Regions from separate parts of the Mus musculus genome. Here all the other regions are linked to region 1. The links are chromatin loops, found by intact Hi-C in ENCODE. Cell type or tissue: heart. All regions are shown on one strand. Region 1 overlaps Gm40687 (a long non-coding RNA gene). Region 2 overlaps Ank3 (ankyrin 3, epithelial). Region 3 overlaps Ank3 (ankyrin 3, epithelial). Region 4 holds the start of Slc16a9 (solute carrier family 16 (monocarboxylic acid transporters), member 9). Region 5 holds the start of Ccdc6 (coiled-coil domain containing 6). Region 6 has its middle 9.2 kb from the start of Mrln. Region 7 overlaps Ank3 (ankyrin 3, epithelial).

Region 1 (4,000 bases):
TTCAGTTTGTCATCAGGACCTTAGGAGAAGGGGTAGACGCTGTTGGTGTCTCTTCCAGGGCAGGGATTGTGGCAATACATACACATACTTATGCATTTTGGTTTTGGGGATGATATAGACGAAAACTAAAGGAATGGTTGCGTCTTGTAGGAGAAATCTTACCCTTCATTTTCTTCTGACCATTTGAATATTTCTTTAAAATTATTTATTTATTTTATGTACGTGAGCATACTCTTGCTGTCCTCAGACACACCAAAAGAGGGCATCGGATCCCATCGTAGACAGCTGTGAGCCACCCTGTGGTTGCTGGGAATTGAACTCAGGACCTTTGGAAGAGCAGTCTGTGCTCTTAACCACTGAGCCATCTCTCCAGCCCCTTGAATATTCTTCACAGGTGCATATGGATCTCATATAGGAGAAAATGTTAAAGGTGCTGATTGTGTAGGTGGGAGTCAGGGAGAGAAGTCGGAGCGGCTCTTGGTTTACAACATTACAGCAGCATGTTATGTTGCTTGCCAGATAAAATCTAGGATGCTCAATTATAATTTAATTGTCAGATAAAAAGTTCATGTGTGTGTGTGTGTGTGTGTGTGTGTGTGTGTGTGTGTGAAAATGAGCTTTGGGATCCTCGTTACCGTTTCTGCATTCTGTAGCCTAACCTGAAGGTGTTGCTGCTGGTGGGGAACCCGAGGACCAGGACACTCATCTCAGTATTCCTTGGAGAAAGCCATTCTGAATTTGAGAGGTTAGCAGAGTCCAGGAGTCCAAGGTGCCAGGCAGAGGCTGGGACTGGAGGTGGGCTTTGTGTGGAGTCCCAGAATGCAGTGTGCACTCCAGGGGTGTCCTGTGTAGTCTGAGGGAGGGTGCCAAGGGCACTGAAACTGTTAGGCTACCAAATCATTTCTCTCAGGAATCTCATCCCAGCAAGGAAAAGCTGACGACTCCCTCTGCAGCAGCCTCGGAGGTTAAGGAAGGCGTCCCAAGCAAGAGCCTGACATTTATCTTCAGGGCTCTGCTGCTACCACCAAGAATGTCAACCTCAGCAGGGCATGGTGGCGCATGCCTTTAATTCCAGCACTTGGGAGTTAAGGCAGGCAGATTTCTGAGTTCGAGGCCAGCCTGGTCTACAAAGTGAGCTCCAGGACAGCCAGGGCTATACAGAGAAACCCTGTCTTGAACCCCCCCCCCCCAATAAAAAGAATGTCAACCTCTTTGGGGTCCAGGACATTGTGGGCACCTTGGAATGGGCACAGGGAACCAAGAGGCCCCCAGCCTAACTGGATAGGACTTCAGGCAGGCAGTCGGGACACGGGAGCCGAGGGACTAAAGACTCTATTTTTCCTCAGTGGACCAGAAGCACTTCAGTATTTCTCAAGCACCATTGAATGGCAGCATCTGAAGAAGGTACATGTACCAAATATACAGCGAGACATTTTCTTAGAAGAAAAGAAACAGGAGAAATTAATTTTGCTGTTTCATCTTGCTTGAGAGGCACAAAATGCTAAACATGTAATCAGTATATGACTAATTAATGAGATTGATGATTAATGAGAGACTTTGACTTTTTAAAAGTCTATCTCAAAATCCAGAGAGCACAGAGAGGCCACATGTGGTGACCCCTCCCCACAGGCCTATGAGGAAGGCTCGCTCCCTCCCTCCCTCCCTCCCTCCCTCCCTTCCCAGCTTTCTGGGGATTTGGTGCCCCGCCCCCCAACTCCCGCCCCACCCCCACTCCTCTGTCAACCTTCCCAGCCTTTAACGTGTGCAGGTTGTGCCAAAATCATATTAGCTGGCTCAGCTCCCGGTGCAATTATATTAGTTACCTGGCCTGTTAGCCCTGCCTTGGCCATGGAAGCTGAGCCTTACCCCTCTTTAAAGCTTCCTTGAAGACTCAGGCATAGTTTACTTGCACCCTTGAGCTCCTGAACACAGGCGCCATTGGGTTCCTGAGGATAGGTGGAGATGCGTAGTGAGCTGAGGCCTTACCCAGGCCTCTTTTCGAGCCACCTGAGATGGGGGCTTCTTTGCCTTCGGTCTTCTCCATAGGGCGAGCCCTGCATGCATAAGAGTTATTCCCTGTACTCTTGCGCCACCTTGTGGTACTTGTGAAAAATCCGAAAATGGCCTCCCGCATCTAGGTCTCACCTAGCAGAACAGCCTGGAAGGACCAGCTGGCTTTTGTAATCGCCTTTAGTCTGAGAGGAAATGAGATTTGTTACTGAATATGCACCGTCTCCTAGGGGTCGAGCTGCCTGCGGAGAGTTCAGTCGCTGTAGTGACTACAGCCGGAACAAAGAGGAAGCATAAATTCCAGGCTGCTCCTCTGTCGTTTAGACAGAATCCTGTCCTAAGCCTAAATGTATGTGGTCTGTCCATTGGAGTTAGCTCTGGCCATGACCAGTCCAAAACAAACAAGCAACAAAAATAAGCAAATATGTAAAGATAATAAAGTCTGATAAGGCTGGTTGCAGCCTACTATGCTTGACAATACAATAATATTGTCTTATTCCAAGCCTTATATGCTTGGAAATCCCTGTATCAAGGAAGGAGTGTGAGGGCTAGGGAGATGGCTCAGTCAGTCAAGTACTTGCCTTGCAGCTGGGGGGCCTGAGTTTGAACCACAGAACTCACACAGGGGATCGGTGTCCCAACTCTGGGTTGGTTTAGACAAGCCGATTCCACTGGCTGGCCAGCCACTCTAGTTTACTTGGTGAGTTCCGGGCCAAGGAGAGACCTGTCTCTGAAGACAAGGTGGATGGATGGCGCTTGTGTAATGACACCCCAAGTTTTCCTCTGGCTTCTATGCATGGGGACAACGTGTGAACACACAGAAGGTTCCTCAATCATGTTCCAACAAGGGACAGGAACAGTGGTTTTCATCAACAGAGCTGGGCAACACATGCCCCCTCCTTCTCCCTCAATGATTTTTCTGTATGCTGCACACCCCTGTCCCCTGAGTCATAAGCCACCTGCAATTTCAGACTGGAAATAAAATCAGCCCCAGACCCTGACTTTGCCGGGTCTTGCAGGAGAGATGACCCCATGAAGCTGAGTCTGCTCTTTGCTTCAAGTTTTTACTGAGGCTTATGGCTGCCAGAGCAGAAGTTTCCCCATGGCCACGGTGGCTTTGGGAGGCCTTGCTAAATAGAGTACCTCAGAAATACAAAGTCCTTCCCACCCGGTGGCCCCAGCACTTAGAGTTCCTAAGTGTATTTTTCATTTCCGTTAAGGCATCAAAAGCCTTTAAAGTCCAATTTTGTAGGGAAACAATTTAAGCTTTTACCTGACATCCCAACCTTAGCATAAAAGTTCTCATTATGTGGGTTCTATGGGAGATGTTCATCAATGGGAGCCAGTGACGGAATTTGGTCCTTTCTCCGCGAGGGTGTGTCAGCGTGAGGCACTTCAGGAGGTCGGATGTCTGTGCACCATCTGTAGCTTTACACATCTATACGTCTACACACGTACGTATGTCTGAGGGGCAGAGGCTAGAGGTTTATGGGAAGAAGGTATTGAGCTTCTGAACAGTACCTAAGATCTTCTGTTAGTCCTGGCATCAGGAGAGAAGTTGGGAGCTGAGATGTCTAACTCAGGACTTGCAAGTTCCCATCCTGGTGCGGGAGCAGACTCGGAGGCAGCCTCAGCCAGTGAGTCACAGAACTCAACACTGGCAAGTAAGGCATCCTCACAGAGGACACTGGAACGGGTGGAGATGGGGCAGGGTGGATGGCCCGGCAGTTAAGACCACTTGCCGCTCTTCTCAGAGGACCCAGGGTTGGTTCCCAGCACCCATGTGACCATTCACAACCATCTGACCTAGGCTGGGTGGTCTCTGTTGTACTAAGCTGAATGATGGGGTGAAGGTATGGCTGTGGCCAGGTCAGGGAGTGGGGGAGAAGCAGATCTGTTTTAAATTGTGTCCTCTTAACCTATACTAGAAAGCCTTTCCCAAGACCTGTTTCATGACCCTATGTAGAAAGATACTCATCTATCTCCCGGG
Region 2 (4,000 bases), 430 kb before region 1:
TATTTGCCTGTCCATACACCGGGCCCTCAGTTTGTGCTAATTTAAAATATTAAAACTCTGATTATCCATCCCCACCACTGTGTAAGATTTGAAGGATAAGCCTGCCCGCCCTTTCCAAATCCCGCAGTCTAGGGGAACCTCATGTCAGCTCACAAAACCAAATGTGCATCTCTCTCCTTGTTTCCATGTTTAACAGTGACAAGGGCAACTTAAAATTGGTCATAGCAAGGAGCCTACACACCCTAGGCGTTGAGCTCTGGGGTGCCCTGAGAGCTTTGTCATTTCAGAGGGCTGGTTGTTAAACCTCATTCAGCATGCTCACGTACAGGTGTGCATGTGCCCAGGATCCCTCGGGGAGCCTGAAGCTCATTCCTAAAGCCGGGCTGGGTGGCCAGCAAGCTCCAGAGAGCTTCTCACCTGTCCTTACAATGCCTTGGCAGGCACGTGCTGCCGCGCCTGGCTTTTTATGTGGGGATCAAACTCAGGTCCTGAAGATTGTGTGGCACACATTTTGCAAATTCCACCACATCCCTGGCCCACCCACCAAACAGACCTTTCTGATTGTCTGTCTTACCTGTGCTCACCATGTCTTTAAGTCAGCGTCATCTGGGCAGGGTTCATTCCCCATCGGTGCTCCTTACACCATTTAGAGAGAACCTCTCTGCTGCTGTTGGTACATGCTTGCTACCTGGCTTTCGTTGATAGAATGAACGTCAGAACGTTTTCTTGTTCAGCCCAAGTTCTTAGATTAGTACACAGCACTTATGAAGACACTAGATAATCTGTACTGAGAGAGAAGTCACAGATTGTTGTAAGCCTAGCTTTAAGGCAATCTGTCTGATCCCTTAAGCCTTTTTTATATTGCTGAGCTAAGAAAGCCTATCACTCCGGAAGCCATCCTTCAGTCACCATATCCAATATGAGCCCTTTCCGTTGGGCCACTTGAATTTTTTGTCTTCGTCTCTCTGTCATTCCCTGTGACACTGAGTTAGTTTTCCAGCCATACATCATTATTCTATACATCATTCGTGAGTGTTCTAGTTTCCACTTTCCTGCTGTGATAGAATATTCTGACCAAAAGCCATTTGGAGAGGAAAAGGTTTATTTGGCTTACACTTCTAGGTCATCCGCTTGCTTGCTATCTCAGGCCTATGTGTACCTAGCTTCCTCATACCACTCAGGCCCACTTGCCTAGGGAATGGTGCCACCCACAGAGGGCTGGGCCTTCCTATGTCAGTTGCCAATCAATACAATCACCTGTAGACATGCCCGCAGGCTAAGATGATTTGGACAGTCCTACAGTTGAGAATTCGTGCTTGGGCAACTCTAGGTATATCAAATTGATTGTTAAGTCTCATTAGGATGGAGCCTCTTTTTGTTTTTGACAATGTTTCCCACTGGCAGGCTCCGAGAAGTCCTGTGTTCTCTGAGATTTGTTTACTTTGCACTTCCTCTAAGACTACAGGAAAACATAAAGCAAAGGAGGATTTGGTGGAAGTGAGGGAGGATCTGTGTGGGGCAGTGTCAGATGGGAAATGCCCCAGCCCTTGGCGACACCTTTAGTGTCTCCTTTGGTTCAGGATAATAGAGGAGAATGCTTGAGGCAGGAACATTCCAACTCCCCAATGGCTGCCCAAGTGTTTAAATTCATCTCAATATTTATTACGCTTATATCCCCTTTTCTATCTGCATAACTCCGCTAGGCAGTATAGGAAAATACTATCATAAATCTCTTGCCTTTAAGGAATATGGGTATCTGAAATATGTAGCCATTTGTGGTAGTGAGATGGCTGAGTGATTTCACATTGCTTTGTCTATGAATGTTTCCTCTCATGCCACAATAAATGTAGGGGGGATAGCTGGTCTTGGAAAAGTCAGGTGTTCCTGGATCCCCTGGGCACACGTCCCAACATTTTTTGAAAACAGAATTTGTTGTTATCATAGAGGAAACGGCTTATTTGGCTTATTTAATGTGCTAAATTATACTATTGGTAATTTAGACCTCCCTTGTGGTAAATGAGCCTGCTGAGACTCTCTGGGCTCTCCCACTTTGCTTCCATACGTAACAGAAGCTCGAAAGGACTCACGTTAGCCTGCTTGGCCTTGATTCACGTATCCAACCACTGAGGGGTGACTGCCATTCTTCACAATTTTCCCTTCAGTGCTGGAGATGGACCCTGAGGGCTCCTATATTCATTTCTTCTCTGAGATCTTGAAATAAATCTTCAATCTTCATGCTGCCCGTGACTATTATTAAGCCAGGATGATTTAAGCTGCGGACTCTTCACTGGGTCAGTGGCTTCCTTTTACTTGCTGACGCATGGGGGCGCCAGACTTCTAGAAATGGATGAAGGTTTCCCTGCCACAGGGTAGTCTTGTTTCTGAAGCTCGGTAATGTTCTGCAAGGGCAAAAAAACAGCAAGAGTCCAGTGATTAGGAGTTGGCTTTCACTATTTTTTTTCTTGCATTTTTAAATGATAAATCCTACTGGGAATATAGTAACTTCTGGCCCCTGGTACAAACCATATAAGTTTTAAACTGGGGAAAGAAACTACCCTGGACTATTTTTTTTTCTTTAACACAAGAAAGAAAAGTTTTCTTTTTAAAGCAGGAGCCGTTCAAAAGGATTGTCAGTGCCTTTTAAAATCGTAAGGTATTTCCAAATGAAGCATCAGAGTTTTTAACATGTTCCTGTTTGTTCTGTTATTTGCCTCATTTGAGCTAAAAAGAAAAAAAAAAACAAAAAAAACAAAAAAACAAAAACAATGAGTCCTCTTCCCCTTCCGTGTTCCAGAATGGATTGTCGCCACTGCACATGGCCACACAAGGAGACCATTTAAACTGCGTCCAACTCCTCCTCCAGCACAACGTGCCCGTGGACGACGTCACCAACGACTACCTGACTGCCCTCCATGTGGCTGCCCACTGCGGCCATTACAAAGTTGCCAAGGTTCTTTTGGATAAGAAAGCTAGCCCCAATGCCAAAGCCCTGGTGAGTAGTCCTGCCATCCAACCCAAGCGAGGGTCTTGCCAGCGGCACATGATGCATCGCGTGTGGAGGGATTGCTCTTCCAGAGACAAAGACGGAATGCCCATTAAATCACTGTACTTTGTTAATCTTTCCAAATGTCCTTGGGAGTAGACAAAGCCTCCTGTGCTGGTGGGAATAAAGCTGACAGTGCAAAACGGCTGGTTCTTCAGGGCCCCACTCAGGTTCCTCTTACCTGAGAGAGAGCCTGACATTAAACGGTTATAAAAAAGACCGACCTGAACAGCTTCATTCACCTCACTGCGGTAATGTTATGATTCCTCCAGTTAGAGGGGTTTTGTTGTTTTCTTTCTGACGTATAGAATCTTGAAGCAAACTAGACATGACTGCCAGCCCTTGTAAGGCTGAGTCAGGAGGATTACTATGAGTTCAAAATCAGCCTGATCTACAGAAGGAGACTTTCTTTCAGATAAAAATAATGATAATGTACATATGTATGAATGATATGTATGTATGTACATATATATTATACATTTATACATGCATGTGTATATGTGTGTGTGTATGTATGTATACACACATATACATACATATATACATTATACATACATGCATATAAACAGACAGCTGGGCATAATGTCAAGAGCAGGAGAGCTCTGAGTTTGAGGCCAGCCAGGTCTGGCTAGTCCCAGGCTAGCCAGAGCTACATAGTGAGACCCTGTCTTAAAAAATAATAATACTATTTGTCCAAGAATTTGTGAGCTTAAATGATATTAACCTTTGTTGTTGTTTTGTTTTTTAATAAGACAATGCTTGCTATTGTTAAAGTAAATAACCCTTAGTACGGTTGAAATAAATAATCCCTAGTAAAGTGTTGACATTTCATTCAGAGTAAGCCCAGGCACTCAGAGAAAGAACGAAAATGCCCAGTCCCGGGGAAGACGTTGATTGACTAGTGATTTTGAGGTATAGGTTGACTCCAGCCAACCCTTCCTGGCAGGCTTCTGCTTC
Region 3 (4,000 bases), 640 kb before region 1:
GCGTCTAAGTGGCACTTGGCTGCCAGGTACTTGCTGGCTTCCATTCCACCTTTTAAAAAGATGTTCTTATTGAGGTTGCCCACAGCAACAGCAGGAGGGTCTGATCTCTTTCCTCTAGGTAATACCCCCTCCCCACCCCACCCCGCCCCAAACAACCTTTTGGGTTGGGTCTGCCTTCAAAAACCTGTCTTGCCAATGCTGCTTGAGAGACTTAGTCAGCTGCAAGGTCTGCAATGCAGAGCAAGCAAAGAGAGGGGAGGGAGGGAGGAAGGGAGGGAGGGAGGGAGGGAGGGAGAGTGAGTGGGTGGGGAGGGGGAGTGTCAACAATTGCATTTTGATAAAGCTGTCACTGAGTGTCCTTTTCAACTGACAATTGTTGCCAGAAAGTCTCGGAATCCGTCTTCAATCTGGGACTCCTAGGACTCCGCAGTAATCCCAGGAATAGACAGACAGGCTCGTGGCTTTTGTGAAAAATACCAGGTGCTCCCAGATGGGTGCTAACCTAGTCCCAGTGAGGCTGTTCTGGCCCTGGTGAGGAATGTGGCCACGGGGCATGATGGAGCCTGCTCTGAGAGATGATTTTTTTTTAACCCATTGGATGCACATATTCCATTCTGATAGATGAGATAGTTTTCTGCTTGAAAAGAGATGTTTCCTATTCTGTTCTTTAAGAAAGAAGGTGTGTGTGTGTGTGTGTGTGTGTGTGTTGGGGGTGCCTTTAAAAAACTGGCCTTTTTTTATGGCTGCAAAGTAGAAAAACTCTTTACATTTTAAAACTCCACATGAATAACCAAGTATAGGAAGGATTAGGGAATAAAGACACCAAGCCCCTGGGTTTACTGTGTTCTCAGAGTGGGTGCTCAGCAGGTCCCAGGCTGCCTGGCCGTCCCTTGCTGTTGCTCCCCTGAACAGAGGTTGTCCTTTTGAGAGAGTAAGTGGCTCCTGGAGACCAACACTGCTGATAAATACCAATGATTGCATTTCGTACTCTGAACATACAGCCCATCCTGTGTCTCTGAGTCCTCTTCCAGCCAGTGAGACACCAGAGAGCTGCTGTCTGTCTTCAGTGGCCGTGTTCTGTTCCCGATTAATGTGCTGGTGGCAGACCCAGGAGACAAGACTGACCCTCTCTTGGGTTCCTGTAGAAACTTCCCTCATGACTCAGTTGAGCTAAAAAGGCAGAATTACTATGGTCCCCTGTTGAGGGGACCTTGCATCTGGGGGTTACGCAGAAGTTCCTGCCTGAGGGGGAACTACAGAGATTTGGGGATCCCTGCTGGTGTGATGTACAAATAGGAATTTTAGTTTCAATTTGTCAGTGAGGACTTAGGAATGGTTCTATGATGGAGTGAGCTTTATTTATTTTATGCACGTAAGCACACAGTTGCTATCTTCAGCCACACCAGAAGAGGGCATCAAATCCCACTACAGATGGTTATGAGCCACCATGTGGTTGCTGGGAGTTGAACTCAGGACCTCTGGAAGGACAGTCAATGTTCTTAACCACTGAACCATCTCTCCAGCCCCTCCCCTGGAGAGATCCCTGCTGTCAACTGAAGTACTTACTAGAACCTTATAGGTCCCAAGCACTGTGTTCTGACTTTTCTTAAATGTAAGCGTTTCAGATGCATCTTTTTCTTATGACTCAAAGTATTAATAAGCTGGATCTTCCGACCTGCCGCAGAATCAAAGCTTGTCACAGGATAAAGCCAGCTCTGGAACATGGCCAGGTGTCTTCCTTTTACAGTTACATGGTTATGATGATGGCAGACACTCATTTTTAAAACAGATAAAATACAAAACCGTGTATGCTTATGTACATGTTTGTACACACCTCCAAAGCTTCAGAAATCTAATTTATGGCCATAAAAATGAGCAATGTGGGATTTCTGCAGAGCAGCTATTTGATTGACGGAAACAACACGAAATTAGGACTTTCAAGGGCTCCGTGGATGCCCACGACCTTTAGTTGTTTACTTTTCAAAATTATGTTACACTAAGCCTCATAAAGAAAATCCAAGACTACTTTTCATAGCATGCTCGAAGAATCAAAGGAACAACCGCTCCCCCTAGTGGCCAATGGTAAATTAGCAACAAAAAGAAATTGCATTAAAATTCCAAACACAGAGGAAAACCGTTCACTCCAGAGGAAGCGCAATCTAAGGGTAGGCACTGGGATACCGACTTTGTGCCTCTGTGTATTTCCAAGCAGTTCTTGGCCAAGCTGCTTCTCCTTTTTCTGTTGGAAGTGTGACGCACAAGTTTGTGGTTGGTTTAAAGGCATTTGGATTTTTTGCATGTAGCAAGGGTGCATATTTTTGTTATGATTCTTTGACACAGAGTCTTGGAACAAAACAAACAGATGTGAATACTCTCCTTAATTTATGATAAAAAGCCTAGGTCCAACAGAGAAAGTGCCATTGTGTTCTCCAGTTATCGCTGTGGTGTACCTGAGACACTCAATCAGTAGGAGGAGGTGACGTCAGCTTCACAGCTCTCCAGAGTCCAGCCTGCAGTCACTGTTCTGGCATTTGAAGCCTGGATGGGGTGGCACCTCGTATTGGGGTTTATTGCAAAGCAGATCCACTCCCCTCATCCCAAGAGTCAAAAGAGAGTAATTGCCACAATCCATTGCCAGGACACATTCCTGAGTACCTGAGATACCCCCCCCCCCTTGTGCTCTGTGTCCTAAAGGTCTGAAGTAGCCCCAGCTACTGTTACCCCAGGGTCCAAGCCTACTCATACGGACTGTGCACATCCAAACTAGGGAAGCTTGTAAAGGCTTTGTTTTGAACTGTGTGCACGCATGTGTGTGTTTTCATTCATCTTGTGCTGATGTGTGTGCTTGCATGGGCATGCTAGAAACCAACCTTTAGTGCTGTATTCTATGGGAATCTTCCATCTTGATTTCTGGGGTGTGGTTTCATACTGACCTAGGGCTCACAGATGACTGCCTCTACTGACAGGCAAACTCTGCTCCAGGGATTTACCCTCTCTGCTTCTCTGGGGCTGGCTAGGTGCTTAAATCATGTGGTAGCCCCCTTTACCTGGGTTCTGGGGACCCAAGCTTTTATAAGAAGCACTTCACTGATAGAGCCATCTTCCCAGCCCCTCCTGCGGTTGTTTTAGGTTCCTTTTTCTTTTCTTTTCTTTTCTTTTCTTTTCTTTTCTTTTCTTTTCTCTTCTCTTCTCTTCTCTTCTCTTCTCTTCTCTTCTCTTCTCTTCTTTTCTTTTCTTTTAAAGTACATACAATGTCAATGGCAACTATCTGGGACATTTTTCTATTAAAATGTGTTTATTGCTTAAAATGGCAAACTCAGCTCTAGAAAGTCATTGCAAGTTGAAACTTTCTAATTAATACGGTTTTAGACACATCTCTGAAGATTTTTTTCCGAATGAGAATAAACCAGTGGCCACAAAGGACAGGAAAAGAGAGTAAATCTCACATGATAGAGAAAGCAAAAGTGGGCATATCGTCATACATGCTTAGAGTTTTGAAGCTTACCAAATACAGTTCAGAGCTAGCAAGTCATTGGCCATGCACTTTTGCAAACACTAGGGGGCAGTGTTACAGACAGCAGGGAGACTGGACTGGACAGGAATTTAGATTTCTTGCTGCACTTACAAATGGGTACTGACACTTATGGGCTGTTTATATACGTCAGTTCCCACTATTTTCAGCATTCTGTTAAGAACTGAACATCCTTTAATAGGAGTTCTGTCCAGGGAATTGCTGGGGGGGGGGGGGGAGGAAGAAGGGGAGGAGGCAGAGAGGCATGGGAAGAGAGAGGAGAGAGAGAAAGGGAGGGAGGGAGAGGGAGAAAGAGAGGGAGAGGGAGAGAGGGAAGAGAGAAGAGAGAAGAGAGGGGGAGGGAATGCCAGATACAGGAATTCGGGCCACATTGCACAATTCTACCTTTTAACAGAGAGCCAGAGGGAGAAGCTCCATTTATTCTGTATGAATTCAGAGTACTGCTGTGTGTTGCGGAACCCACGCGTT
Region 4 (4,000 bases), 52 kb before region 1:
CCATTGCTTGAGTCTAGCCCTCAGGGTTCTGTTTCACAGTAAAGCAGGAACCTTGCCGTTGCATAAGGACACTCCTTCATTCTGTATGGACGGGCATGAACTGGCCTGAGTAGACAGGCCCCTCCCACTTACTGTTAAGAGACACTGGGAGCAGAAGGGAACAAACAGCCTGTGCTGATTTCACACAGCTGAGGATGCAAATAGGCAGGGTTTCCCAAACAGTTTCACAGACAGTAACTTGTTTGATCTGCACGTGAGGGCATCCGCATGTACTCTGGCAGCTGGAATCTATGCAGATCAAGGAAAGCTTTCCAAAGTACCTGTTCCTGAAGCACAGAGGGGGAGATGAGATAGGTTTTCAGGCAGCTGTAGATACCGTGAGTGAACACAAGTCATCCGTTCTAAATGAGACCACCATCGGGAGTGGATACAGAGCCCCTTTCTTCTTCACAAACACATTTTTAGGATGCTGACAGCTTTTCCTTTCTTTTTCCTCCCATAAGGTTTTTGTTTGTTTGGATACTACCTGCCTTCCATGGGCACTGTTTTGTTATTGTTTTTAATTGGTAGTGTTTCTTTTCAGATGAGGTCTCTGTAGCCCAGGCTAGCCTAAAATTCATTATGTAGCCCAGGATGGACCTGAACTCCCAGCGATCTGCCTCTTCAATTGGGTATAGGTGTGAATCACCACAGTGGGCTACTGTTACTATTAAGTATTTTTCTGATTTTTCTTCCACTTTGAGTGTGTGTGTGTGTGTGTGTGTCTGTGTGTGTGTTTCTCAGCAACAGTCCACCTTGGTTTTGAAGAGAGGGTCTCTAAGTGAGACCCGGAGCTTTCTAATAAGGGTAGCCTCTACCTCTTTGGTGCTATGGTTTTGACAGCAGCTGCAGTCATGCTTAGTTATACTTGGGTGCTGGGGGTGGCAAGTAAGCTCTCTCCGGGGACAAGAATAATATGTTTGAGAGGACTTCTCCATAACCTGAATAGAAAGGGGGTGTTGGAGAGAAGCGCTAAAGCCACTTCTCAGGGTGGTGGGCATGGCCAGATTCCGTACCTTTTCTGACTTCTCAACCCTCCCCCACTCTCCACGATGCAGGCAAGATTCTGAAAATATCATAGATAAGGAAATAAGCTGAAAAGACCTAGGTGGCTCAACTCTTAACTTTGCAGGAGGTAGTCCTTGCCGCCTAAGAACGCAGGCTTTGCGTGGTATGAAGGGAATTCTCACGCTGTTAGATAGACATAGTTCTCTTCAAGAATTCAACAGACAGAAAGTTAATGGGGCAGAGGGTGAGCACACGCCACATTGCAGACATATCCCTGGAGCGAACGGTGTCCACACATTCGTTAGCCCCTGGAACCCTAAAGTTTTCTGCAGTGGGCTTCGGTGACAGCGCAGAGAGCCATGCATGGTAGGTAGCTCCAGCGTGAGTTGCTTTGCACCACAGCTAGTGACAGCCTGGTTCTACTTCAAGACACCTGACGGTCTTCACATAACTTCTCCCTCCCTCTTCGACCTCCTGGACACCCGCCTTTCCCGCGGAGTTGTCCCAAAGGAAAGCCCTTGGCATCTTATACTCCCTACTGCCAAAGAGTACCAACTTCACAAAGTTCTAGGTTTCTAGTTCGCTTTCCTCTGGGATCTCTGCCCACGAGTACAGCTCTGGCCAGGAGGCTCCCAGCGACCCAGGGAAGCCAGGGAGAGCAGGCGACCCTTGTATTCAGTTCCACACAGGCTCCTCGCAAATGCACACGGTGCTTGGCGGGGGGTATGCGGGAGAGCTTCGGGAGACCAAGGGGACTCGGGTCCGGCCCTCCCCCCACTCCTAGCCGGGCCTTAAGCTACGGGTGTAGACGCAGCGCCCCTACCGCCGGCTTTTCCACCGCCTCCATCTCCTCCTCCTCCGCCTCCTCTTCCTTCCCCCAGCGGGCGTGCAGTCTCAGCCGGTTCAGACTGGCCAGGGTGCCCCTGCAGAGGAGATCTGAGAGTGGGACCACCCCGGGAGTGACTTCCCGGGGTGGGCGGTGGGGGTGGGGAAGGTGGAGCCGGCCGGGCGGGCTGCACTCCATGTGTCCCGAGGGCAGAGGGCGGCGGCCGTATATTGCGCGCAGCGGGACTGCTCGCCCAGCGCAGGGCCCGGATCAGCAGCTGCGGCCGGAGCTGCGCCCGCGGCCCCAGCCGAGGCCGGGACTCAGGTAAAAACCCCAGGAACTGGGAAGGTCCCGGCGGGAGCTGTCCCCTCACCCTGCAAACTGCACCGAAAGGAGGCGGTGCTGTCACCCGCGGGTGCACAGCTACCGGCCGGCTTCTGGTCTGCCCGGGCTGAAAGCGTCCTGAGAGCGCCGCGGAGCACTCTGCACCCTCTTCTAGAAAGAGTAACTGCCTCTGCAAAAATACTCGTAGGGTTGCCTTTTGCAGGGAGAATGGGGGAGATGAGAGCTCGGATGTCACCAGATGAGTCTCCTGGGATACCTTCTACGTGTGACCCAAGTGGGTCCTCACTTCCCAGAAGGCCGCTCCCGAGGAGGTGGGCTCAGGTGCTGGGGAGAATCCAGGCTGGGGCGCATAGGTTTGGTAAACTGCAAGGACAGCAGCTCACGTTGCGGGCAGATCCTGCTGGGTTCCGGGCAGGGCAGCACCCGGGCTGCGCTACAGGGTGTAGGAGCCTAACGGCCAGGCGGCTCCTCCGCCACCTGAACAAAACTTAGAAGGATTTTGGTGCGCATGCCTCAGCTCTGGTTCGCCTAGGGAACCCTTCTTTGGTTTTAGCCATGCACAGAGGCTTCAGGGGAAACAGCAAGCCATGGAACTTGACCATCAATCAGGTCGGGATTTTACTTCGTTCTTGGAATGTCAGGTCTATGCAGCACAAATGATCCGGAAAGTTTAGGCAGTGTTTACACTACAGATATTATTTACATATTATTTATGTTGATATCTTACTTGCCTCATTGGGCCCATCTGATGGGCTACAGCTCAGTGGTAATAGTTAGACATCTTGACTTGCCCAGATTGGCATGTTCACCTAGAGCAGAGCAGAGCAGAGCAGAGGCCACTCAGATACTCTTAGGCAACAGACGGAGTGAGCTAGGTTGGAGAAAGAAAGGGTGTGCCGATTGGTTACAGCCTCCGTTAAACACTTTGTGAGCGCAGAGAGTAGTGTCGGTACCCATTAACCACCCTCGACTAGCAAATAGAAATTAGACAATAAAATCTTTTCACCTGCCAACTGGCAATAACTTGTATATTCAGCACCGCCGATGTCCGAAGAGCAGGTTTCCTTGCTTCCCATCCTTCTGTGTTTGGGTAAGTGGAGAGACAGGGATCCTACTCGTCTCTAATGAAGGTTCTATAGAAAGGGCCAGGGGCGTGGTAAGATGGCAAAGAGTGACATTAGGAACTCTGGACTGGATTTTTAAATTTTTTTTCTTTCTTTTCTCTCTCTCTTTCTTTCTTTCTTTCTTTCTTTCTTTCTTTCTTTCTTTCTTTCTTTCTTTCCTCCTCCTCCTCCTCCTCCTCCTCCTCCTCCTCCTCCTCCTCCTCCTCAGGGTCGTGGTAAGATGGCAAAGAGTGAAATTAGGAACTCTGGACTGGATTTTTTTCTTTTCTTTTCTTTTCTTTTCTTTTCTTTTCTTCCTTTCTTCCTACCTTCCTTCCTTCCTTCCTTCCTCCCTCCCTCCCTCCCTCCCTTCCTTCCTTCCTTCCTCCCTCCCTTCCTTTCTTTCCTCCTCCTCCTCCTCCTCCTCCTCCTCCTCCTCCTCCTCCTCCTCCTCCTCCTCCTCCTCCTCTTCTTCTTCTTCTTCTTCTTCTTCTTCTTCTTCTTCTTCTTCTGTTTTTTGTTTTGTTTTGTTTTGCTTTTTGAGACAGGGTTTCTCTGCGTAGTCCTGGCTGTCCTGGAACTCAATTTGTAAACCAGACTGGCCTCAAACTCAGAAATCCACCTGCCTCTGCCTCCCAAGTGTTGGGATCAAAGACGTGCGCCACCACTGTTCGGCAGT
Region 5 (4,000 bases), 200 kb before region 1:
TGTTTCCATTGTAATGCTATTACAGAACCAGCGTCGTGACAAATCGTCTGTTTATGAGGGGAATCAGTTCTACAAGAAGTAGAAAATTAGGTAAGCTTCTGTTCTGCAGTAACAATAAAAACCAGGATGGGGGAGAAGAATCCTCCAATTTATTCTCATCTGTATCAGCAGGGAAGCTTGAGAAGATGAGAATTTTCTCCTAATATCTTCTCAAGCCGATGATTAACTACAGATACCATGCCAAAACTGTAGTTCCCCTAAGGAAGACCAAGATGTTCTCAAGCTTAGCCTGACACGGGCCCTTTAAGAAAACCAGGCACTTCAAACTCCACCCCTCTGCCGACTGGAAGCCTGCAGGTCGGCTTCCCAAGGCAGTAAGTTTTAGGGATAAACCGGAGAGAGCTAGTCCCCACCCCTCACTCCCGAGAGAATGCTCCAAGGGCTGTAAGCCCTCCAAACCCCGCAATCTGGAGGTGGGGTGAGAAAAGAACAATAGAAACTTGTGAAGTATGGAAGCCACGCCCACCCCAGACTGCCCTGAATAAAGCGGAAAGAATGCAGTTAAACCCCAGTCCCGGGCAGTGCTCCCCTTACCCCATCCATCTCACCCCGCGAGCTGCTTTTCCAGAAGCGTCCTGTAACCGAAGGAGCCGAGTGTCTCCTGTCCCAGACCCAACATGGCAAAAGTCAAGGAGCCAAGTAAACTTCAGTGACAAAGTGGCTCCCTCAGCAGAGGATTATTTACACTGGTGCTCTGCTGCTGGAGAGCAAAGCCAAAGGCTCTCCTGCACTCCCCTGGATTTTTAACTTTTATTGTTACATTTTGCTTCACCGACTGTGTTCCTAGCTCTAAACTCAAGCCTACCTAGGAGACGTCTTGGGGGGTGGGAGGGCTCACCGAAGTTAGCATGTCTGGGTTGTTGACTAGAGGCAGCCATCTTGGTAAACCTGAGGTCAAGGTTTCACCCCTGGCAGGTTAAGAGTTATTCCGAGGTGAGACCAGTTCCTATTTAGCAGTGGGGACGAAACATGTCTAACCACTGGATCCAATTTGGTTTAAAGACAAGGTTATGAGCCAGGAAAGCCATGTAGTCATGGCTAAGCGCTTTATAAAACTATAAAACAGTTGACAGCCAGAAAACACTTTTCATCCCGCACCCCTTTATTTTGCATTTTGTTTCCATGAGTTTGTTCTTCCGTCGACTAAACTTGGATAATAAAGCCCGCCTGGTTAGTTTCACTTTCCATTTTTTCCCCCAGAAACGAAAGCTGTTTTGTATCAGGAGGTGAAGTGTTTAGACCCTTCTCACCTGCTAGGCCTGTTTCCTACAAGCAAGCTCTCCTAAGAGGGAGGGGCCTAACAGTATTTGAATTTCTGATTCTTTGAAGCTGGGCTCTCTACAGTAGTAATTACGGTTTTATTTTTTAGCTCCTGGAGTTTTGTAGGAGTTGGAGAGCAGCGGATAATAATGGTTATACAGTTCCCCTCACTTAATCGTGGTTATTTGTTTAGCATTGTGCCTGCAGTTACTTTGGAAAATTGGTACTTGAAGTTTGTTTCAACCCTTCTGAGATTAAAAAAAAAAAAAAATTAAATAAAGCTCCCGTTTCTTTAACTAGACAAATCTTGGTTTCTTAATCCTATCCCCGTGACCGGTGCAGAGTCTTTGCAGGAGGTAAAGAGAAAAAGGTGGGTGGCGCCTGGTTCAAACAACTGGACGCACCGGGGCCTTGTGGCAAGCTAGGCTAACCTGTGGCTGCCGACATGCCACAACACAGACAGACACACAGAGAGGGAGAGAAATAGATACACAGACACACAGACAGACACACAGATACTCTTCTTTTTCGACCCACTGCAGTGCAACTTTCTGTTCCCAGCCCCAAGCGCGGTCTGCACGGGGCACCCTGGGGGAGATCCACGCGCGCCGGCGCCGATCCAAGGTGCCAGGCTCCAGCTGAGCGGGGGTGGGAGGGTGGGGTGGCCCAAGGAGCCCGGCTGCCCCTCCCACGTGTCCCGGCACCTGCGGGGCTGGCGCTGCGTGGGGTCCGCCTTTCTCCGGAAGAGGCGGCGCGGCGCGGCGGTGTATGTGTGTGTGTTGGGGGGCTGGGGCCCGGGGACGCAGGGGACCCTCCGGGGCGGGAGCACGTGCGCGGGGAGGCGGCGGGGGCTCGAGCGTCTGTGTGCAGCTGCTAGGAGAGCGCTGGGGCTGGGGCTTTGCGGGGACGGCCCCGCGGAGCGCGCCAGAGTCCCGGCGCTGCAGTACTGCCCGAGTCCGGGCGGGGTCTCTGTTCCCTGGCGGAGCAGCTCGCGCGGCCGCGGGAAGCGCCCTCTCTTTCTCCGCCGCCGCCGCCGCGCGTCTGCGCCCTGCCGCCCGCCCGCGCCGCGCTCTGAGCTCCCCCGCTCCCCAGCTCCCCCGCCGCCGCCGCGCGCCCGGCCCCGCGCCCACTCGCCGCGCGCCCACTCGCCGCGCGCCCGGCCCTCGGCGCCCGGCTCCCCGCGCCCACTCGCCCAGCCATGGCGGACAGCGCGAGCGAGAGCGACACGGACGCGGCGGGCGGCGGCCCGGCAGCCATGCAGTCGTCCTGCTCGGCGACCTCGGGCGGCAGCGGCGGGGGCGGCGGCGGGAAGTCGGGGGGCATTGTCATCTCGCCGTTCCGCCTGGAGGAGCTCACCAACCGCCTGGCCTCGCTGCAGCAGGAGAACAAGGTGCTCAAGATAGAGCTGGAGACCTACAAACTCAAGTGCAAGGCGCTGCAGGAGGAGAACCGCGACCTGCGCAAAGCCAGCGTGACCATCGTGAGTGCACCCCGCGGACCAGGGGGGACCCCCGAGTGCGCGCCCCCGTGCGGGGTTGCGGGCCTGCGGGCACAGAGAGCGGGCCTTGGGGCCACGAGCGCCCTCCCTCCCTTGAGGTGTTGGAGGTGCCTAGGGAGACTCCCCAACGTCCCCTCGTCGCCTAGGGTGGAGGTCCCTCCGAGCCAGGGCTAGAGGCTGGCGGCGTGGCTGGGGGGGGGGCGGGGTGGGACTTTCTCAACCCTAGGGTGCCTGAAGGCTCCGAATAGAGGGACACCCTCTCCGGAGCCCCCGTGAGTGGACGAAGCTGGGGTCTGTCCAGGGGTTAGTTGGGGAGACGGGGTGTGCCACTGGGCTGGGTCCCCAGTTGGCAGGAGGACGGCGCTTTGCTGGATCGCCGGCGCTGGGGGAGGGAGAGAGTGGCCCGGAATCCGGGAAGTGGAGTTTTCTGGCCAGGATGGAAAGGGAAGGGCGGGCACTGAGGCTACACCAGCACCCCGTTCGGAATCACTGTCCTTTTGGGCCCGGAGGGTGGGCGGGTACAGAGTAGTGGGGAGTGTAACGTCTGGCGCTGGCTGGGACAGGGTTGGAGCTTGAAACCAGGATGGAGGGTGGCCGCTGGGACTGCCTGGCTGAGCAAGGATGTACGTGCGTCTCCTTCATTGGTTCGAGAGTCTTAGGAGTACTTGCCTGTGAGTCTAGGTACTTGACGGGAACACAGGCCATCTGTTCTGTTTCTACCTGGCCCCTCGAGGCTCCCCTGGAAGAGGGTAAGATTAGTCTGAGATCAGCCTCCTGGTGTAGCCGAGTGGAAAGGCCCCCGTAGCGGTGATGAGGCGAAACGTAACTAGAAAAAGTACGCGTTGTGCTCTCACCTCCCATCCTTGCCAACTCTACATCATTAACATGCAGAATCCCCCACAGACAACCCTATTCAGATCAAAACAGTTTCCCAGCCAGCAGCACGGAAAGAAAATGTCAAGGAATCAAGGAGGATAAATTGCCAGAGCCGCTTGCACACAGCTGATTAGATGAAACCCTTCCAGTGGAGAAAAAGAGATTTGGTGGTGGGTCAGGGATCATATCCTGGAGACGAGAACGGGACAAATTTAAGCTGCCCTTGTGCCAAGAAAAAGTGATATGTGTGTGTGTGTGTGCCCTGTGGCTTCTATATGGCTGCCTTGGTTTGTGTAGCTAGCCGGT
Region 6 (4,000 bases), 100 kb before region 1:
CGTGCATGCGGTAGCCAGAAGAGGGCATTGGGTCTCTCACACCTGCAATTACACGTGGTTGTGAGTTATCATGTGGATGCTGGGAATTGAACCCGGGTCCACTGGCTACCCACCCTGATGTTGAACTTGTAATTGAACTGTGTTTTCAAATTCAAACAGTTAAACCCAAGGGGTTATAAAATGGAAGCTACACTCCCAAAATGTCTCACGTGGACCAATATGCACTGGCACATGCCATAGGACATTTCAGGGATGATGATGAGTCCCAGAGGATTACAGTGACCTTGGCAGCAAGGCTGTCATGAAATGCTGTAGTTGGTCATGTACGTAGCCTGGTATGGATCAGTCTTTGACATCAACCTTGTGTAAACATCACTCATCATTTGTACGTAGTAATTGGTAAATTTTAAAATGTATTCCTACTTATTGAAAAGTTTACCCTTGGGCTAGTAAAATTTCCCAGAGAGTAAATGTGTCTGCTGCAGGCCTGACAACCTGAGTTTGAACCCTTGGACTTGTGATAGGAGAGAGCCAACTCCTGCAGGCGTCCTCTGACCTCCGCAGCCCTTCAGTACATACATACACAAAATCAATAAAAGGTAATGCAATTATTCACTTAAGACAGCTTGCATCGCAGCAGCGGCTACCTTGATACAACTCATGTCTGCATTGCTTCAGTAGGTCAGGAAAATAATATGTGGGATGATCTGTGTAGGGATATTTGGGGTCAGTGTCCATGTGTTGGGTGTGTGGCGTTTTGGTAAGGCTGCGGTTGGCAGGACACAGGAGTGGAATCCTTTAAGGAATATGGTCTTCAGGAATTCCTGATAACCATTTCAGTGAGTCAAGTCGTTTAAATCCACCCTGCCCCCCCCCCCATTTTTTTAAATGCGAGAATTTGCCTTGGGTCAGAGAAGACTTCTAAAGGAATTGACCTTTAGGCAGGGTTCAGAACAGGTGGTTGGAGTCTCCGTCCCAATTTCACGAGTTGGATGGGGGAGGGGCTCCAAGGAGTGGTCAGTGGCAGAAAGGAAGTCTGCCCAGGGCAAGCGAGTTGGCTGCTTATGTGGTGTGTACCCAGTGGGAATTCCCAAGGGAGACTTTAGTCAAGCTTCAGGATTGCCCTACCTGCCGACGACGCTGCAGAGCCACCTGGTCCTTTGACCCGTTGGAGAAAGGTGACCCTGGACAGAAGGTTTCTTCATCCACATCCAGGTTCTCTGTGTTTCCAGAGTCCTGTGAGGTGGCAATGCTTCGTGAGGGATTCCGGCGAATGACACCATAAAAAGTCAGATAGTTGGGGTGTCGGGTAGCCATCAATCATCCCCTGACTTGGCCTGGAGCATTGATGGAGAATTAGAAGGCATTTTTCTTCTTTTTTTCTTCCTTTTTTTTTTTTTTTTTTTTTTTTTAAAGAGACGGGTCTCGCTATGTTGTCCCCCAGAGGCTGGATTGCAGGGACTATTCACAGGCACGATCCCACTACTGATCAGTACAGGAGTTTTGACCCGCTCTGTTTCCTACCTGGGCCGGTTCTTTCTCTCTCTCTTTCTCTCTCTCTCTCTCTCTCTCTCTCTCTCTCTCTCTCTCTCTCTCTCTCTCACACACACACACACACACACACACACACGCCTTAGACCACCTGGTGGTCTCCCGCTCCCAGGACGTCGCCATATTGATGCTAAACTTAGTTCGGACACCCAATCTGCATAGCGCACTACTGCCCAGAACTTCAGGACTTGAGATCCTCTTGTCTCAGCCTCTCAAGTAGCTGGGATTACAGGCGTGCGCCACCACGCCCTGCTGCATTTTTTAATTCAAATAATAAGACAAACCAAAACAAAAAAAGACTCCTGGTCTCTTTAGAAAGAGTTACACACTGGAAGGCTGTGCGGTCATCCCCGACTTTGTGCCCGATCCTCTTCCGAGCCCCTCTGTTCAGCACTGTAGTCGCTAAAGCACAGACCTGCAGGCTTCTGAGTTTGTGAGCTATTTGGAGAGGGCATGTGATAAATACCGGAAGCCCAGCACAGCTAGTTCTTGTGTTTGCTCACAGAAAACAGGAACAGAAGTTCAAAGTCTGGCTTGGAGAGAGGCATATACCAGAAGTTCCCGTACTGGTACAGATAATAAGAAAAATGTACCCTGGGGACCTTGATAAATGAACCTCAAGTTACAAAGTAGGACCAGTGTTCCTGGGTTCTGTTAGCTGTTCTATGGGCTGCAGCCCCTTCAGAGGTCAGCAACCCTTTCATAGGGGTTGCCTAAAACCATCAGAAAGTACAGGTCACCACATCATGAACTGAATTTAAGTGTTTTAGCACTAGCAAGGTTGAAAACCACTGGTCTAATGTGTTCCATGTGTCTACAAGATGGGGTCTCTTGGTTTAGAAGGCTGAACGGAGACGAGTCCAGCTCTATAGAAATCCTAACTCCAGCTTGTTTAAAAGTCCTGGTTCTCCAGAGTTTCCTGGTGCATACCTTTAATCCCAGCACTAGAGGGAGGCAGTGACAAAAGGATCATCTGTGAGTTCCAGGCCAGCCAGGGCTGTGCAGGGAGACACCCCACCCCCACCCCCATCTCCGTGTTACCTCTGTAAGAACAGCCCTGATTTGTATGGCCTGCCAGTTTCTTCTGTGTAATTCAGGAGAGACTTCAAGCTGCACGTTCCATCGTTTTATTTACCGTGTGGCTGCCTACGCTATCAATATCCTGGTGAACAGGAGAAGAGACAGACGCTGGGGACGTAGTTTAGGGGTAGAGCACTTATCTAGCGTGCCCACAGCCTTGGGTTCTCCCCACACCCCCAAACCAGAAGTGGTGGTGCTTGCCTGCAGTTCCAGCACTAGAAGGTGAGACGGGCAAGAAGGTCAGTACTTGGTGTATGAAAGGCCAGCCTGGAATAGAGGAGACGCCGTCTCAAAGAAAATAAAAGAATAAATTTTTTAAAAAGTGTTGTGTTTGAGGATCATCTTCATTTTGTATGTGATTTTTGTCCTTTAATTTTTAAAGATTTATTTATTTTATGTATATGAGTACACTGTAGCTCTACAGATGGTTATGAACCATCATGTGGTTGCTGGGAATTGAATTCAGGACCTCTGCTCACTCCGGTCAACCCCACTTGCTCAGGTCTAAAGATTTATTAATTATTACATCTAAGTACGCTCACTGTAGCTGTCTTCAGACACACACTAGAAGAGGGCATCAGATCCTATTATAGATAGCCATGAGCCACCATGTGGTTGCTGGGATTTGAACTCAGGACCTTTGGAAGAGCACTCACTGCTCTTAACCGCTGAGCCATCTCTCCAGCCCCATATAATTTCGTTTTTAAGTGTCTGTGTTCTACAACCAGATCACTGTGTTCCTGGATGTCAGCTGTTGGCTCTCATGAGCTTTGCCCAGAACATCTGGCCTGAGGTCAGTAGAGGCTCCACTGTCCAGCAAGCATGTCCGTCTCTTGGCCCACCGTCCACATGTGACCGCAGGAGCCTGAGAAAGGCCCTGAGTGCAGCCCAATAGAAAAAATCTTAAAACTTCTTTGAGCTTGATGTTTTTGCATCTGGGGGAGTGGCTGGTTGGTTTGTGTCTTCACCGTGCTGTTCTCAAGCATAAACTTCACAGATGACCGAGGGACACCGTGGTGTTACGAAGTCTGGACATGCAGTAACCCTTGGTGCTTGGTGATTCTCTCTGGACACTGCCAGGTGGAGGCAGTGGTTTATGTGGGAAGCTCACATCACCCAAGCACAGCTCCGGGCCAGGAGCAAGCCAGAAATGAAAGTGACAGGCGACACACAGCAAACTGGCACTCCCTTGGGAGTCTCAGGACCCTGTGGGAAATGTCTCTCTCAGGTACAGTTCCAGAAACATGTGATCTTAGCCATTTCATGAGCAAAATAAACCCCACAAGAAAACAAGTCTGGGTGAGATGCAGGGTGAGGGGTCGGCCCTCTGATGTTGTGGCTCTGAGGTACACTTGGTGTCCTGCTGGCT
Region 7 (4,000 bases), 410 kb before region 1:
ACTCACTGCTCAGTAGTCAGAGAGCAGGACCAGTAAATAATAACTCTGTTATGTTCCATTGACCTGGGGCCACAGTCAATTAAGCATCAACTTTTCTAATGGGACATTGATCTTCGGTATCGCGGCACATTGCTTGGGCCAGTGTTTATGTCCCGATGTCCCTGAAGCACTGCAAGCCAGAGACTTGTTATCAAAGACCAGTTATCTCAGTGACAGACTGGCTTATCTGCTAGGGGAACAATCCTCCACACAGTGCTTTCAACAGCTGAATTCTTTCCAGCACTAAGGGAGTAAACACAAAGCTCACTTCTGCCTCTTTTAAAGTAACAGGAAGGTCACAGGACTGCAGATCTTCCCCAGAAGCCCCACCCACTTCTGATCTTTCTCATTGGCTACTTTTGACGCAAGAGATGCTGGGAAATGTAGTTTTCAGTTGGGCACGGTTTTCTTTCAATAAAAGGAATACATACATCATCTACCATTTTCACCCCCGCAAGTGCAAGTTCAGATTCTGAATGCCAGTAGACAGAGTTTCATAGGGTGCCATTAACACCCCAGCTGCTCCCTCTATGCACACCCTTCTTCTTCACCCCCTTTTCAAAATCGCTGGTACCTTATACACTTCCTAGAAACATGATGCGCGACTTTAGGTGACTGGGATGCTAAAAAGTACATATGCTAAGGGATAATGGGATGCTAAGATCTATTTTTTACCTAATCTGCCTCCAGAGACAGGAAGCTATGCTAGAAAGAAGCCTGGCTTGGTTGCTGGCAGAATTGAGAGGCTAATTAGAAAGCAACACTTGAGCCTGTAGTAACTGGTCATACTTCTTACTTTACGTATCTGTGGGGTGGGGGCATGGTGGGGGACTATCAGTAGGGTTTTAAATACCATCTATTGCTTTTGATAATTGTTTGTAGTGTGACTCGCATAGGTTCACGTGACAGATATCGTCTTCAGCAAGAATCTCGGGAAGTGAGATTTGAGAGATGGTGTAGCAGTCAGGAGTATCTTGTACTCTTGCAGAGGACCTGGGCTCAATTCCCAGGACCCACATAATAGCTAACAACCATCTACAACTCCAGTTTCAGGGATCAATGCTCTTTTCTGCCCTCTGGGCACACAAGGCACATACATGGTACCCATACATGCAGGGAGACACTGATACACATAAAATAAAAACAAATACTTTGTTTTAGAGTGTGAGGCAGTAAAGATGTAAGATCATGCTTTGATTGGGCTGCAGAGATGCCTCAGTGGTTCAAAGTATACTGCTCTTACAGAGGCCAGAGTTTGGGTCCCAGCAACCACACCAGGAAGCTCAAAGCCCTCATAACTCAAGATCCAACAGATTTAAGAACAGCTTCTGGTCTTTGTGGGCACCTGCGCTCACACATACACATAATTAAAATATTTTTTGAGAAGATAAAAACACTTTAAAGGATTATTCTATAATTGGCTCTCCCTGGTTGGTTTATCAAATTAGTACATCTTCCTTGAGGAGAGATAGGAACCAAGCACACTTTTGCTTTCCTGAAAACAGAGTTTAGGAAGCTCCAGATAAATTCCTTGCCTCTTATTGAAAGGATTTCCTCGGAGTCTCTGAAATAATCTTGGTTCTCTTACCTTAGACTATAATTTGTCCCTCCGATGGAACCAGGATAAGCTTTAAAAGCTGTGAGTCTCAATCTGTGGATAGCGACCCCTGGTGGTCGCACATCAGATATCCTACACGTGAGATATTTATATTATGATTCCTAACAGTAGCAAAATTACAGCCACGAAGTAGCAGTGAAAATAATTTTATGGTTTTTGGGGGGGGGGGGTGTCACAACATGAGTAACAGTATCACAGGGTCTTAGTCTTGGGATAGTTGAGAACCATAAAGAATAATGTGTATCTTGTCTGGCATGACACACATTGTAGAGATGCTAGAGCATTTTAAATGGTTCCTTAGGGCCTAGAATTTGTGGGATACGTTAGAAGACAGCAGATTGTCACGTCTGAGAGGATAGCAAACCCTTTCCTGGTTGGGGACGGGAAGTGACTAACACATGGTCTTTTTCTTTTTTTTTTTCTTTTTTTTTTGTTTCCTTCTCTTCTCTCTCTTTCATTGATGCCTTTTGTTTTTGAGACGGGTCTCACCATGTAGCCCAGGCAGGCCTTGTCTTTCCAAATGCTGCACTTACACACGTGCAACGCCACACCTGGGCTCAGCTGAATAGTCCTTTATAAATGTAAAAAACAAAGACGATTCCTGGTAAGGACTTCTCTCATCTTTACCACCCACACTGTTAGAGTTAGGCATGTTGACTAATCCTGCTTCCTCTTTTTATGCTGCTTTGTGAACTTTCTCTTTTATGGAGGGATTGGTAGGTAGTGAACTGTCTCTTGCCCTCATGTCTTACACTGTAGCCTTGGGCCAAGTCCAGTGCTCCTCTGAACTACAGAGGCCTAAGTCCCTGAAGGGTGTGTCGGAGCATTTGGTCAGAGGGCCAAACGTTTCTCAGGGTAAGCTGGTGTTTCTACATGGCAATAGGTCAAGACTAAAAATAGGATTATAAAACCTCCTTCTGCCCTGACTTGGCGAGTCGGAGGAGTCTAGAGGTGACATTTCCACTCTTCACTTCCACTCGCTATGGTCAAGTTCGTGTCCGTATCACAGTGCAATCTTGACTTTCTTGTAGATGATAAAGTCCCAGAAGCACTTTCTCAGGTCAGACACTCAAGTCTTCCGAGGTCCAACTCATTAACAGGAGTCTCTGTCTATAGCAGAATATCAGGACCATCTGAGGGAAGGGTGGCTGAATATTCCGAGAGCATTGGAGCATCTAATTCTGACTGCAGAGTCTCCTTTCTTCCTTTAATCGATGCGTGCCTGTCACTTTGAAACACGCTATGAGGAGATAGCCTGTGCCCTAGATAGCTTCAAACTGTGGCAAGAAGAGACAACTATGTAAAGGAAAGAATGTCACTAAATGTCCAGTACTGGGGTTAAAGGGGTCAAAGACAAAGTGGTGGCTGGGTGTTGGAAAGTGAGAGGCAAAAAGAAGCAGCCGAGTTCCCTGAGGGCATGGCCCTTGAGTTGAGCTTTTGACTGCCTTGTGCTATCTTCGTAGGCAGGCTATGGGAAAGTGTTCTTGGTGGAATGAGTGAGGCAAGTCAGGGAAACCCAAAACAATAATCTCTCTCAATATCTGCAGGGCGATGGGTCTGGCTATCGACTACAGAGGGTCAGACAGACCATCAGGAATCAATGAGGAAAAAAAAAAAAAAACAATTCCCATGAAGATTAAAGATTGCAGCTTGCAGGCAGTACACGGTGTCTTCATTCTTTGTGGGCTGCTCTGACACCATATTGATAAGGAACAGGAGACTTCTCACTGTTCTGGAGGCTGGGAAGGCCACGATCGAGGAGTTCACATCCTGAAAGGGTCTTGTGTGTCATCCCATGGCAGACAGTGGAAGGACAAAGAGTGGCAGGGAGCTAAACTCGTCTTCTCAAAAGCTCATTCTCTCCATAACCCCCTCCCTCCACAGCCCCCTCCCTCCATCTCAGCTGTAAGAGCCTCTTGGGGGACAAACCCTCCTGCATCCTTACCATCACTTACAGGTCCCCATTCCCAACACCACTGATGGGGGAGGGGGTTCGGGTGGGAGGGTTTCCAGCACATGAAGACTGGGACACCTTTCAAATCAAAACAGACAGACAGTAAACTGATTTGAGGAATGGAGTTTTGAATGGCTCTGAGCATGCCCCCTTGATAACATATGGCTTACTCCTGAAGCCCCAGTTAAATGCGGTAATATTTATTGAGCACCTACTTTTATAGATGTCCTTTCCAGAAACCAGCAGCATGCCAACTCTGTTACTTTAAATTGCACTTTTCCCAACCCAGAACTGCACTAATGAGACTATTTGGTTTAGCAGTTTCTTTACTTCATCATGTTTTTCCGTATGGTGAAAGAGAGCCACAAGAAAGGGAGACGCACGGCATG

What was found. Hi-C counts contacts between places; a loop is a spot of excess contacts. Peaks named below come from ENCODE experiments on the same cell type or tissue, not always from the same donor. Only the 100,000 strongest peaks of a DNase experiment are listed, where the experiment ranks them.
Region 2: it touches region 1 in a loop (10-fold over the local background); 27 of 42 quality-filtered maps call a loop at or near these places.
Region 3: a loop joins it to region 1, with 5 times the contacts of the local background. A loop is called at or near these places in 18 of 42 quality-filtered maps.
Region 4: it touches region 1 in a loop (2.2-fold over the local background); 8 of 42 quality-filtered maps call a loop at or near these places.
Region 5: a loop joins it to region 1, with 4 times the contacts of the local background. A loop is called at or near these places in 7 of 42 quality-filtered maps.
Region 6: it touches region 1 in a loop (6-fold over the local background); 24 of 42 quality-filtered maps call a loop at or near these places.
Region 7: a loop joins it to region 1, with 4 times the contacts of the local background. A loop is called at or near these places in 17 of 42 quality-filtered maps.

The regions. Positions count from the first base shown.
Region 1 is chr10:70,294,908-70,298,907 of GRCm38, forward strand. The region is part of intron 2 of Gm40687 (a long non-coding RNA gene); the gene reads left to right. Among named protein-coding and RNA genes, the nearest start is that of Gm33704, 3.5 kb to the left of the region's middle. In heart, a CTCF peak has its summit at 2,108 (motif pointing left); a DNase peak (open chromatin) is centred at 2,084; H3K4me3 peaks cover 382 bases.
Region 2 is chr10:69,868,208-69,872,207 of GRCm38, forward strand. It overlaps Ank3 (ankyrin 3, epithelial), which reads left to right. Exons shown (of 43, transcript NM_146005.3): 10 at 2,795-2,992. Among named protein-coding and RNA genes, the nearest start is that of Gm33416, 3.8 kb to the left of the region's middle. In heart, no CTCF peak of the experiment used is centred here; DNase peaks (open chromatin) are centred at 2,324 and 2,974; H3K27ac peaks cover 302 bases.
Region 3 is chr10:69,652,959-69,656,958 of GRCm38, forward strand. The region is part of intron 1 of Ank3 (ankyrin 3, epithelial); the gene reads left to right. Among named protein-coding and RNA genes, the nearest start is that of Gm33464, 92 kb to the left of the region's middle. In heart, CTCF peaks have their summits at 2,092 (motif pointing left) and 3,550 (motif pointing right); no DNase peak of the experiment used is centred here; H3K4me3 peaks cover 487 bases; H3K27ac peaks cover 1,369 bases.
Region 4 is chr10:70,243,182-70,247,181 of GRCm38, forward strand. Slc16a9 (solute carrier family 16 (monocarboxylic acid transporters), member 9) reads left to right here and starts at 2,095. Exons shown (of 6, transcript NM_025807.3): 1 at 2,095-2,197. In heart, a CTCF peak has its summit at 1,868; a DNase peak (open chromatin) is centred at 1,940; H3K4me3 peaks cover 2,189 bases; H3K27ac peaks cover 1,367 bases; H3K27me3 peaks cover 896 bases.
Region 5 is chr10:70,094,782-70,098,781 of GRCm38, forward strand. It overlaps Ccdc6 (coiled-coil domain containing 6), which reads left to right and starts at 2,340. Exons shown (of 9, transcript NM_001111121.1): 1 at 2,340-2,800. The coding sequence starts at 2,519. It overlaps Gm51771 (a long non-coding RNA gene), which reads right to left. Exons shown (of 3, transcript XR_003948903.1): 3 at 1-69. In heart, CTCF peaks have their summits at 366 and 2,255; DNase peaks (open chromatin) are centred at 450, 2,140, 2,790 and 3,360; H3K4me3 peaks cover 4,000 bases; H3K27ac peaks cover 3,923 bases.
Region 6 is chr10:70,193,461-70,197,460 of GRCm38, forward strand. No RefSeq gene overlaps it. Among named protein-coding and RNA genes, the nearest start is that of Mrln, 9.2 kb to the right of the region's middle. In heart, a CTCF peak has its summit at 2,488 (motif pointing right); DNase peaks (open chromatin) are centred at 2,041 and 3,411; H3K27ac peaks cover 406 bases.
Region 7 is chr10:69,888,276-69,892,275 of GRCm38, forward strand. The region is part of intron 16 of Ank3 (ankyrin 3, epithelial); the gene reads left to right. Among named protein-coding and RNA genes, the nearest start is that of Gm33416, 24 kb to the left of the region's middle. In heart, CTCF peaks have their summits at 310, 1,711 (motif pointing left) and 1,911; a DNase peak (open chromatin) is centred at 356; H3K4me3 peaks cover 398 bases; H3K27ac peaks cover 752 bases.